2 separate regions of the Homo sapiens genome follow, and region 1 is linked to region 2. Evidence: read pairs that join two places in POLR2A ChIA-PET (ENCODE). Cell type or tissue: MCF 10A. All regions are shown on one strand. Region 1 overlaps ADGRV1 (adhesion G protein-coupled receptor V1). Region 2 overlaps ADGRV1 (adhesion G protein-coupled receptor V1).

Region 1 (5,000 bases), 62 kb before region 2:
ACTCACCAGTGAGGTTCATTGGTTAGCTTGGACCAAGTGTACGGGAACACTGGTATTAACAGAAATATTTTTGAAAGCCATGTGAAAAAATCTCAATTGCATCTCCATTAATTCAAAGAACTCATGATAGCCCTTGTTTGAGTTTCAGAAGTTTTCGTAAAGCAGCATAATGGCAGCAGAGAATAGCAAAAAGAGAACTGAGCTGAGGTCAGGTAAGCCCAATGCAAGTTTTGTCATTGGTTAGCTGTCAGACCTTTGTTACCTTTGCTATCACACAGGGACAATAACATTATAAGACTATTATAGGGATTAAAATGAAATAACCTATCTGTAGAAATCACAGAAAGCCTACCACACTGTAAGAATACAATAAATGTTGATTACTTCCCTCCTCATTTAGTTGAGTCAAAATATTACTCAGTGTTCCCACAGCGTTCAATATTTTAGGACAGTTCTGGAATTTATATGCTTCTTTCTCCAATTCTGGTAATACTGGATTTTTTTGAAGGATCTAGTTTATTTTTATCAGTTTGCGAGTTTTTTGTTTTGTTTTGTTTTTTAACTGACCTACTCAGATAATGAAGACTCTTAACAATTCATAAATGTCTTGATATTTCTTCTCTAACAGTCACACAAAATAAAAACAGCTCTTGAAGAAAAACAATTCAAAGTTTAAAACATATAAAAATTTAGGTATTTAATGTAATTTGAAGTAAAAGTTTGAATTGAAAATAATTATAAAACTAATATGTGCCATTTCTTTGTAATAATTGTTATAATTTTCTTGCATAATTCTTAAAGGGGAAATGGTGCAAAGAACAGCATAATAGTATGGTAATGGTTGTAGAAAATTTATTTCATTTTTCATTCCTTAAAAATCTAGATAAAAGATAGGAACTGTTTTCTTTAAAAACCTGTAGGCATGTGTTTTATTTTTAAATGTTAATCAAATTTATGCTATACTCCTTTATTTTAACTATGCCAATGGACTGATCAAATAATTACCAATAGTGATTAAAAAGGACTTTCTATATTTAAACAAATATTAAGGTAACTAAGGGGTAACTCAGCTAACGTGGCTTTTTAATGATAACAAAATATATTAGATATCCACATGTCATGTAAAACCTTGTGTAAAATATTGGGCTGCTTTTCCCAGCCTTGCTTTTTTTTTTTTTTTTTAACATCCTATTTATAAAGATTAAAAAGCCTGTGGGTGAGAGTGGGGGATGAAATTTAGTATCCCTTAAAGCACTTTGCTAATGCTTTGATTTGTATATATGTGCTCACTAAATGTTGGATCTGTATGGGTTAGCATATTTTCTATTATACGTTAGAAAATACTAATTCACTTTTTTAAATAGCTGAATGAGATATGAAAAGACAGAACTGGTGAGTTAGTAGCTGCTGCTTTTTAGGCATGCCATACTATCAAACCAAGATAGAACATTTTAAGTAAAAACATTTGAACAAAATCCTAAAGACATATAAAGGAAGTCACTTTATGAAAAATATAACTGCCTTTCAACATCTTTACCTTTTCTCGTACTTGCTCAAATTATGACTATGATGCATTATCTATAAACATAAAGTCTAAAAAGTATAAACATTTGATATATTTGTGCATATGTTGCATTTTCTTTTATTATTTCTATTCCTAGTATAATTCAATTTAGGCCAAAATGTTGAGTTTAGTCATGATTTTATATTTCCATAGGTTAACTTGAGACATGTAAACAAGTAAGTTATTTATGTGCTATATAATCCTCTACCTACTAGGATATTTACTTAATAGTAGTTTTGTGGCTTAGGAAGCAGAGTAATTAATTAGAGTGAATTAATGGCACACACTGGTTGCTATGTTTCTGATTTGCTTTGGACTGAATCTTTATGTTCCTCAAACATTGTTTCTGCCATTTAGCAGTTGCCTAACAGAGTGATGGTATTTGGAGATGGGGCCTTTATTTGGGAGGTAATTAGGTAATGACAGTGAAGCCCTCATGACCGAGATTTGTGCACTTAGAAGAAAAGACCAGAGAGAGCTCGCTTTTTCTCTCTCTGTTCTCTGCCATGTAAGGACATAATGAGACGATGACCGTCTGCAAACCAGGAAGTGGGTCCTCACCAGACACCAGATCTTCTGGCACTTTGATCTTGGACTTTCCATCCTCTAGAACCATGATAAATAAACGTTTGTTGTTTAAGCTACCCAGTCTCTGTAATAACATTTGTCATAACAGCCCGAACTGACTCAGACACATTTCTTCCTCATTGATGAGCAAATAAACCAAAATCATAATATTTTTCTTGCTTTCTGTCTGAAAATAATGCATTTCCCAATTTTGTATTCCAAAGACCTGTATATTTTATTGTCTATACTTCTGGCCTGCTGCCCCAAAGCAGAGAGTCCTTTATATGTTTGTTTATTCAAACATCCCAGGCCTTCTCAAAATAACCCCCAACCTGAAATAGAATGTGATTTAAAATAACAGAACCTTGGCTCTGGAATCAGGCATGTGGCAAGCACACAGAATATATTTGTTGATGGAATGAATGAATGATTAGATAAAGGAATGAAAAGATCTGATTTGTAAAATGCTCTCATATTGAAATACTTTCCCCCTCTTTTTTTATCTTTTTATAGGTCATGCAACACTTTTGTACTTGGGAAAGTGTTCTAACTAAAGCAATTATGCAATAAAAGTAGTCTTTGATGTTGGCTTCTCTGTCAACTTTATGTTGGATAAAATATTTGGGAATTCTGCTCTGTAGTTAAAAATATACGTGTATGTAGCAGGGAAATGATAACTCTCTCAATAATTAAGGACAAGCAATCATATCCTCGATGTAAAATGGGAGGAATAACAATTTTTTTTAATTTATAAGAAACAGCTAGTGTCACTGCACTTAGAGAAAACACATTAATTTCTTTTATGTTGTCAGGCAGAGAAAGTATAAACTTTGGAGGTTGCACAGTAAGGTTAGGCAATGGCCTGTGAGTTAATAAACACTATTGTTAGATTTATATAGAATTTTATTAGTCTTGCTCAGTTTCTCTTCAATTCCATCTAACAAGGTTTCCTTTCCAGCTTATATGTATGCTTATCTAAGTCCAAGGAATTCCATAAGAAAGTTGAATCAAAATATTTTCAATTGATAACTTATGAAGCAAAAACAGCAATTTCCCATTATATATTTCAAATAAGTTTACTGTACAATTTTGAAGTGACTGTAGAGTCTGAATTGTATTCAGACTATGTATCAGTTGTATTCAGATTCTGGCCATGTATCCACTACCAAAATAAAATGAAAAAATGAACATGGTTTTGTCACAAGTTAATTGTTCAACAACAATAATGACAACAACAAAATTATCTAAAATCTGAATTTTCTGAGTAACGACTCAGTACCATCAGTAAAGTAGTAGAATACAAACCTTAGTGTGCTATCTATGTAAAGAATTTAATTATGTTCACTCCAGATATAGAGACTGTTTTGTTTCCACAGAATTCGTAAACTGTCATTACAGAACTGAGAAATGTGACTTTGAAAATCCAAATCTACGTGTAAAATTTAGTTCAACCTTTGTAATATTCAAATGATCTTGATGTTTCAGCTTGATATTTCAGCCAGCCTTTGCACTCGTTGTTCTTCCTTCAAATGAAGGTACTTTATGTACTTCTAGAGAATCTCCTATACAAACAGGAAGTATGAGTATGTGGCTTTAGTGATTTTTGGAGTACATGCTAGCATCGGTGATTTTAAGTGGTTATTTTAAGTATTAAAAGTGGTTAGAAGCACAGGCTTTGGAGTCAACAGACTTGGCTCAAGTCCTGAATCTGTTGTATCTTAGGCATAACTGTGTGACATCTGTGGAAAGAGCTGTAATGTTAAGATGCTATCAATAACAGCAAATGTTAAGATTTAGTATTGACAGAATATTCCTGACAATTAAATATTCTCTTAAGGGACTGAGTAGAAACACTAGTGAAAAAGATGCTAGCCCAGAAAAAAAAAAGTAAACATGCTATGTGGGCACAAGGTAATGAAGAAAAGATACAGAAAATGCAGGAAACTAAGTATGGCATTATTCCAAGTGGCACATCATCCAGGCAATCTCTACTAAGCATAATTAAGCAGGAAAAAAGTCTTTCCTTAGGTCTGTGCCCTTGGCAAATGTATTTACTTTTATTAAGCCTCAGTTTCCTTCTCTATGCAATAAAAAAGAAGTGATCTCTAAATTGCATATATTATTTAAATATGATGAAATAATATCTCTAGGGCCTTTAGCACAGTACCTGGCACATGAAAACCATTCATTAAATGGTAACTATTATTATTGTTGCTGTATTTCTTATAAAAATAAATTAGTACTTCTTTGGCTGTATACCAGATGAAAAAGACTAGTCTTGGTGTTAATGACTCATAAAGATCTGTTTCTCAGAAGATGGCTTTTTAAAGAAAAGAGAAAAAATAAAAGCATATTAAAATACCTCTATAAAAATTCTGTAGTGAGGGCTAATTTTGCTTCCTTTTTCTAATTTCAACTGTTTATATATATATATATATTACATATAGTATATATATAACATATATGTATATATTTTAACTATATATGTTATATATTTTACATATATGTATATATAAATATATGTGTATATATATTACTATATGAAGTTTTTCCTAGTATCAATCTATTTTAAAGATAATTAACTATTGAAGAAAAAATAATAGCAAAGTAGTGTGAGGTTTGCAACATATATAAAAGTAGAATATATGCCAGGAGATCAGGAGAGAAAATAGTAAAGTATGTTATTGTGAGGTTTTCATGCTATATATGAAGTAGTATACTACCAACCAATGTCTTTCATAAACATAGATGCAAATATTCTTAATACAATGTTAGCAAGTCAAAAGGATAATATATCACAACAGAATGATAGCTATCCCAATAATGCAAGGATGACTTAAAATTCAAAAATTAATCAATGTAATTAATA
Region 2 (5,000 bases):
CTATCTAACTTTTTGATGTGGGCATTTAGTGCTATGAATTTCCCTCTTAACACTACCTTACCTGTGTCTCAGAGTTTCTGGCATTTTGTATCTTTGTTCTCGTTAGTTTTGAAGAACTTCTTGATTTCTCTGTTAATTTCATTTTTTTACCCAAAAATCATTTAGGAGCATATTGTTTAATCTGCATGTAATTGCATGGTTTTGAGCAATTGTCTTAGTCTTGACTTCTGTTTTTACTGCACTGTGGTTTGAGAGTGTGTTTGGTATGATTGTGGTTCTTTTGCATTTACTGATGATTGTTTTATGTCCAATTATGTGGTAGATTTTAAAGTATGTGCCATGTGGCGATGAGAAGAATGTATATTTTGTTGTTTTTGGGTGGAGAGTTCTGTAGAGGTCTAGCAAATCCATTTGGTCCAACTTTGAGTTCAGGTCCCGAATATCTTTGTTAATTTTCTGCCTCAATGGTCTATCTAATACTGTCAGTGGAATGTTGAAGTCTCCCATTATTGTTGTGCGGGAGTCTATGTCTCTTTGTAGGTTTCTAAGAACTTGTCTTATGAACCTAGGTGCTCCTGTGTTGGGTGCATATATATTTAGGATAGTTAGGTCCTTTAGGTGAATTAAACCCTTTACCAATATTTAATGCCCTTATTTGTGTTTTTTAGTCTTTGTTTGTTTAAAGTCTGTTTTGTCTGAAATTAGAATCGCAACTTCTGCTTTTTTCTGTTTTCCATTTGCTTGGTAGATTTTCTTCCATCTCTCTATTTTGAGCCAATGGGTGTCATTATGTGTGAGATGACAGCGTACAATTGGGGCTTGCTTTTTTATCTGGTTTGCCACTGTGCCTTTTAAATGGGGCATTTAGCTTGTTTACATTCAAGGTTATTATTGATATGTTTGGATTTGGTCCTGTCATTGTGGTGTTAGCTGGTTATTATGCTGGCTTGTTCGTGAAGTTGCTTTATAGTGTCACTGATCTGTGTATTTAAGTGTGTTTTGTATTAGCTGGTAACAGTCTTTCTCTATTTAGTGCTCCTTTCAAGATCTCTTGTAAGGCAGGTCTGATGGTAATGAACTCCCTCAACATTTGCTTATTTGAAAAAGATCTTATTTCTCCTTTATGTAGGAAGCTTAATTTGGCTGGATGTGAAATTTTAGTTGAAGATTTTTATATTTTTTAAATTATTAATCAGCCTTTAATTGGCTAATTTGGACCATGCCATGCCTTAACAATGACAAACAATATCTTGTGTTTTTTAAGGATTTATTCATTATCTGGTTTCAGGTATTGTGTGGTAGGAAGTTCTTTAGAAATTACCAGACCCTGGAGGGTCCTTGTTCTTACACACTCTAGCCCCCATCCTAGTTCTCAGTCCCTGCAAGCTTCACACACATGTGAACAAATGCAGAGAAAAATTACTTGTGACCCAGGTCATTTACCTGGTCTCTTTTTCTGTCTTAATTTCCTTAAGCTGATTATTGATTACAAAGAAAACCTCTGGACTTTGGAGGTAGGGGAAATGCTGGCCAATATTTCATGAAAACCATTCACTGTCCTCTGCATCATTAGTAGAAGAAACAGACATGCAATCCTATAAGCCTACCAAAGGTCAGATTGATGAATTTTAGGTATCCTGTGGCAAATGGTGAAAATCAGAGATGACGCTCACCTGCTCCAGCTTGAGGATATAGACTAAGTTAAAATGGAATAAAAGATAATGTGACCAAAGAAAAGAAAGTCATTTAGTTCATTTTTTTGTTGTTCATCAATTCAATAAATATTTTTTAAGCACCTTCTATGTGCCAATTGCTCTAGTAGACACTAGAGATACAGTAATAAAAGTAGTCCCTGATATTAATCCTTGGTGTTAGTAAAAAGAGAAAGTACAGGGATGAAAAGGGAAGCTAATGAGGGAACAGAGAAACAGAGAAGAGAACTTTAACATTGATCTAGACTGTAATATGATTGGAAGACGTAGGGATATTCAGGATATAAACTGAAGAGTTCCAATGGGAGAACCGTTTATGAAATCATTGTTCCATTGCACTCAGTAGTACCAAGCAGTCCACAAGAATTGACACACATTTCAAACATGACTTACTACAAGCATGGCTTTCAAAATGGATATATGTGACTCATGAAGAGCCTTGTTCAATCTACTATTGCTAAACTTTCAATTTTGACATATTTTTCATTAAGAGGTGCTGTTCTGTCTTGCAATACTGATTGACCAGCCGCCAAACCACATGAACTACATTTGGACCACAATTGGCAGAATGTATTCTAATGTGAAAGATAATACAGCAAGTACTTCTTTGTAATTCCATGTTCAAAATGAAAGTATAAAATAAGCACCAAAAAAAAAATGATAAATTTTCCATTTAAAATGTACCAGTGGATCTGTGGGGGTCTATGAAATGTCTTTTGCTTTCCTATCTGAAGGAGAGCTCAAGTTGTTTATATTGTGCTGTTACTTCAGCAGTGAGTCAGGAACACTTTATCCTCCCGTGGCATGAATACAGGGGGTGATTGCAGGCAAAACAACCAGTCAGAGCAATTATTACATGCTCTTTGGAACTCTGTGCTGTGCCTCTTGGTAAATAGGATTTTATGATAAAAGCATCAAGATGTAGACATGTCACCAGTGATGTGAATTGTTGTTAAGTAGAGTTATAAGGTACAAATGTATGTATGCCCTTGGATGTGAATTTACCCCCAGGACAATGTTTTCCAGTGTGTGGTTTCCAGGTGACTTGTATCACTAGAAAATTTCGATTTCTAGTCTCCTACAGAGATTCTTATTTCTCAGGTCTAGTGTGGGCCCTGGGTGTCAGCACTTTGAACAAGTCCTCAGAGGATTCTAATGCAGATTGAGGTTTGAAAGCTATGGACCTAGAAGAAAAAGAATCACTTCCAATCAGTCAACATAACTAAATTGTTAACAGAAAACTATAATTTTATATATTCAGCAGTATAAAGTATATATGATATTCTGAAAGAATGTAAAACAAATATATTATATTGAGAGTATTCATAATCTACCCTACTATGTTTTTAACAAGTACATGCTGGATCTTCTATATTCACTTAGAAAAAGAAAATGATATACAGAGACCTAATAAAGAACCTGGTTCTGAAAGGGAAGGAAATACCTTTTCTGAAAGTCTCTGAGCATCTTTTCTCTCTTCTGACCTTGTCTGTTCTGAAAGATGAATGTCCTACAGGCAATCCCAGGGGGTCTTCCTAGACTGCAATTCTCCCTGCCCTTAAATATGTGGAGTTAACTGAAGCTCCAGACAGCTCAGCTCCAGATGAATTTCTCAAACAGTTCCTTCTGCTGTCCCGGGACCTGGCCAGAGATTCCATGGGAGATGCCTTTGGTAAACTGGATATGGGAGATTTACATAGCAGCATAGTGGGAGAGAGGTTTTGGCAGAGCCTCTTCAAGAGAAGTGTTGAAAGAAAAGCTGAGATTTATGTTACACAGTATCTTGACCTCAAGTAGTGTTTGCTTTGGGTTCTTAGGTGTGAAAGGCAACTTTTGCATTTCTAAAAAGAAGAAACTTGTAGGTCTTGCATACCATGTTTGCCCTAAGTCAGCTAAAGGGGAAAATGCAACTGGACATTCATACAAATAAATTAAGAAATTAATCTTAAATCCTTTTGTTAAATAGTCACATTTGGATTCCTTTATGAAGCTGTCTTCTAAAGCAGAGTTATACTGATTCAATAAATAAATATCCCTATATTTGATGAAGCAAACTTAGGATTCATGCTAATACAAATGACAGAAATCCAGTGTAAACTGCCATGGCTTAAGCCTTAAAGCTTAAGTAAGTTGGCGAATGACTGGCTTCAATCATTGCTGAATTCAGAGGTTCAAGATGTCACAGCATTCTGACTTTCACCATCTAGGTGTTGAGCCGGTGTTATAGAAATCGGTCATTTCATCACTGTAAGATGCCTCCCTCAGGGTGGCAACATAATGGCTGGTGGCTTCAGGTTCTCATCCTTTCAGCCTACCAGTCCAGAAGAAAGATAGTTTCTCTTTTCAACAGTTCCAACAGAAGTTCTAAATAGGAGTCCTGTTGGCTGCATGGATTCAATATCCACGCCTGAACTTATCATTGTGGCTAGGAGAGCAGATAACATTGATTATCCAGGTCATATGCCCATGGCTAGAGCAAAAGCAGGGAAGATGAGGTCAGTTATGATGAAATCACATGAATTTCAAAGGAAATTCTAAACTGCTGTTACCAGAAGAACAGGGAATAAATGTACTGGCAACTAGCATCTATGTCTGTTACACAGGTACACCATAATTAGTAAGTAGTAAGGAAAGTAGCAGTGGGCTTTTTGTGCATTCACCTTTGTGATTGTTGTCTCCTTTAATCTGGTATGGATGATCATTTTAGCCAGAACACCTTTAACCACTTTTTCTTACCTTAAGACTTATACTATTTGATGAGTCTGTTATACTTTAGAGCAAAGTGAGACCAACATTAAGACAGCTCTTCTTGCCCTTGGCTAACAGCAACAGATGTAATAGCTTTGAACATTGCTGTACATTAATTTACTTGGTTATTTCTCTTCTGTGGGAAAAAAATGGATATGATGCCACTTGATCCCTCTTTTTTCATAAAAGTCTGATGACTTGGAAACTGTTTTGTAATTATTTTTTAATCCTTAAATTCCTGGGATTTCGGTGATAGATGTCATTCAAACAAACTGGTTGTTAGTGAAAATACTGCTATCTGAGCACATGACCCTTAAAAAATGATTATTTTCTATTTCTCCACATCGTTAGCTCTTCAGATTCACTATGATTATTTAAATATATGTAGAGCGAAATCTAATTATTCTGGTGCAGAACATTTTTCATACATTTGTTTAACTATTTCCTACTCTCTGTCTGTCTTCCACCCCCAGGTCTCATGCTTTCTCCCTGTATAATTGTTTGAGCAGCTAGAATGTTAAAATTTTCACCCAATAATTG

What was found. Peaks named below come from ENCODE experiments on the same cell type or tissue, not always from the same donor. Only the 100,000 strongest peaks of a DNase experiment are listed, where the experiment ranks them.
Region 1: POLR2A ChIA-PET joins it to region 2 with 8 read pairs; 3 of 35 experiments call an interaction of 5 or more read pairs at or near these places.

What each region holds. Positions count from the first base shown.
Region 1 is chr5:90,953,005-90,958,004 of GRCh38, forward strand. The region is part of intron 83 of ADGRV1 (adhesion G protein-coupled receptor V1); the gene reads left to right. Among named protein-coding and RNA genes, the nearest start is that of LUCAT1, 360 kb to the right of the region's middle. In MCF 10A, no CTCF peak of the experiment used is centred here; no DNase peak of the experiment used is centred here.
Region 2 is chr5:91,014,989-91,019,988 of GRCh38, forward strand. The region is part of intron 85 of ADGRV1 (adhesion G protein-coupled receptor V1); the gene reads left to right. Among named protein-coding and RNA genes, the nearest start is that of LUCAT1, 300 kb to the right of the region's middle. In MCF 10A, no CTCF peak of the experiment used is centred here; DNase peaks (open chromatin) are centred at 2,173 and 2,503.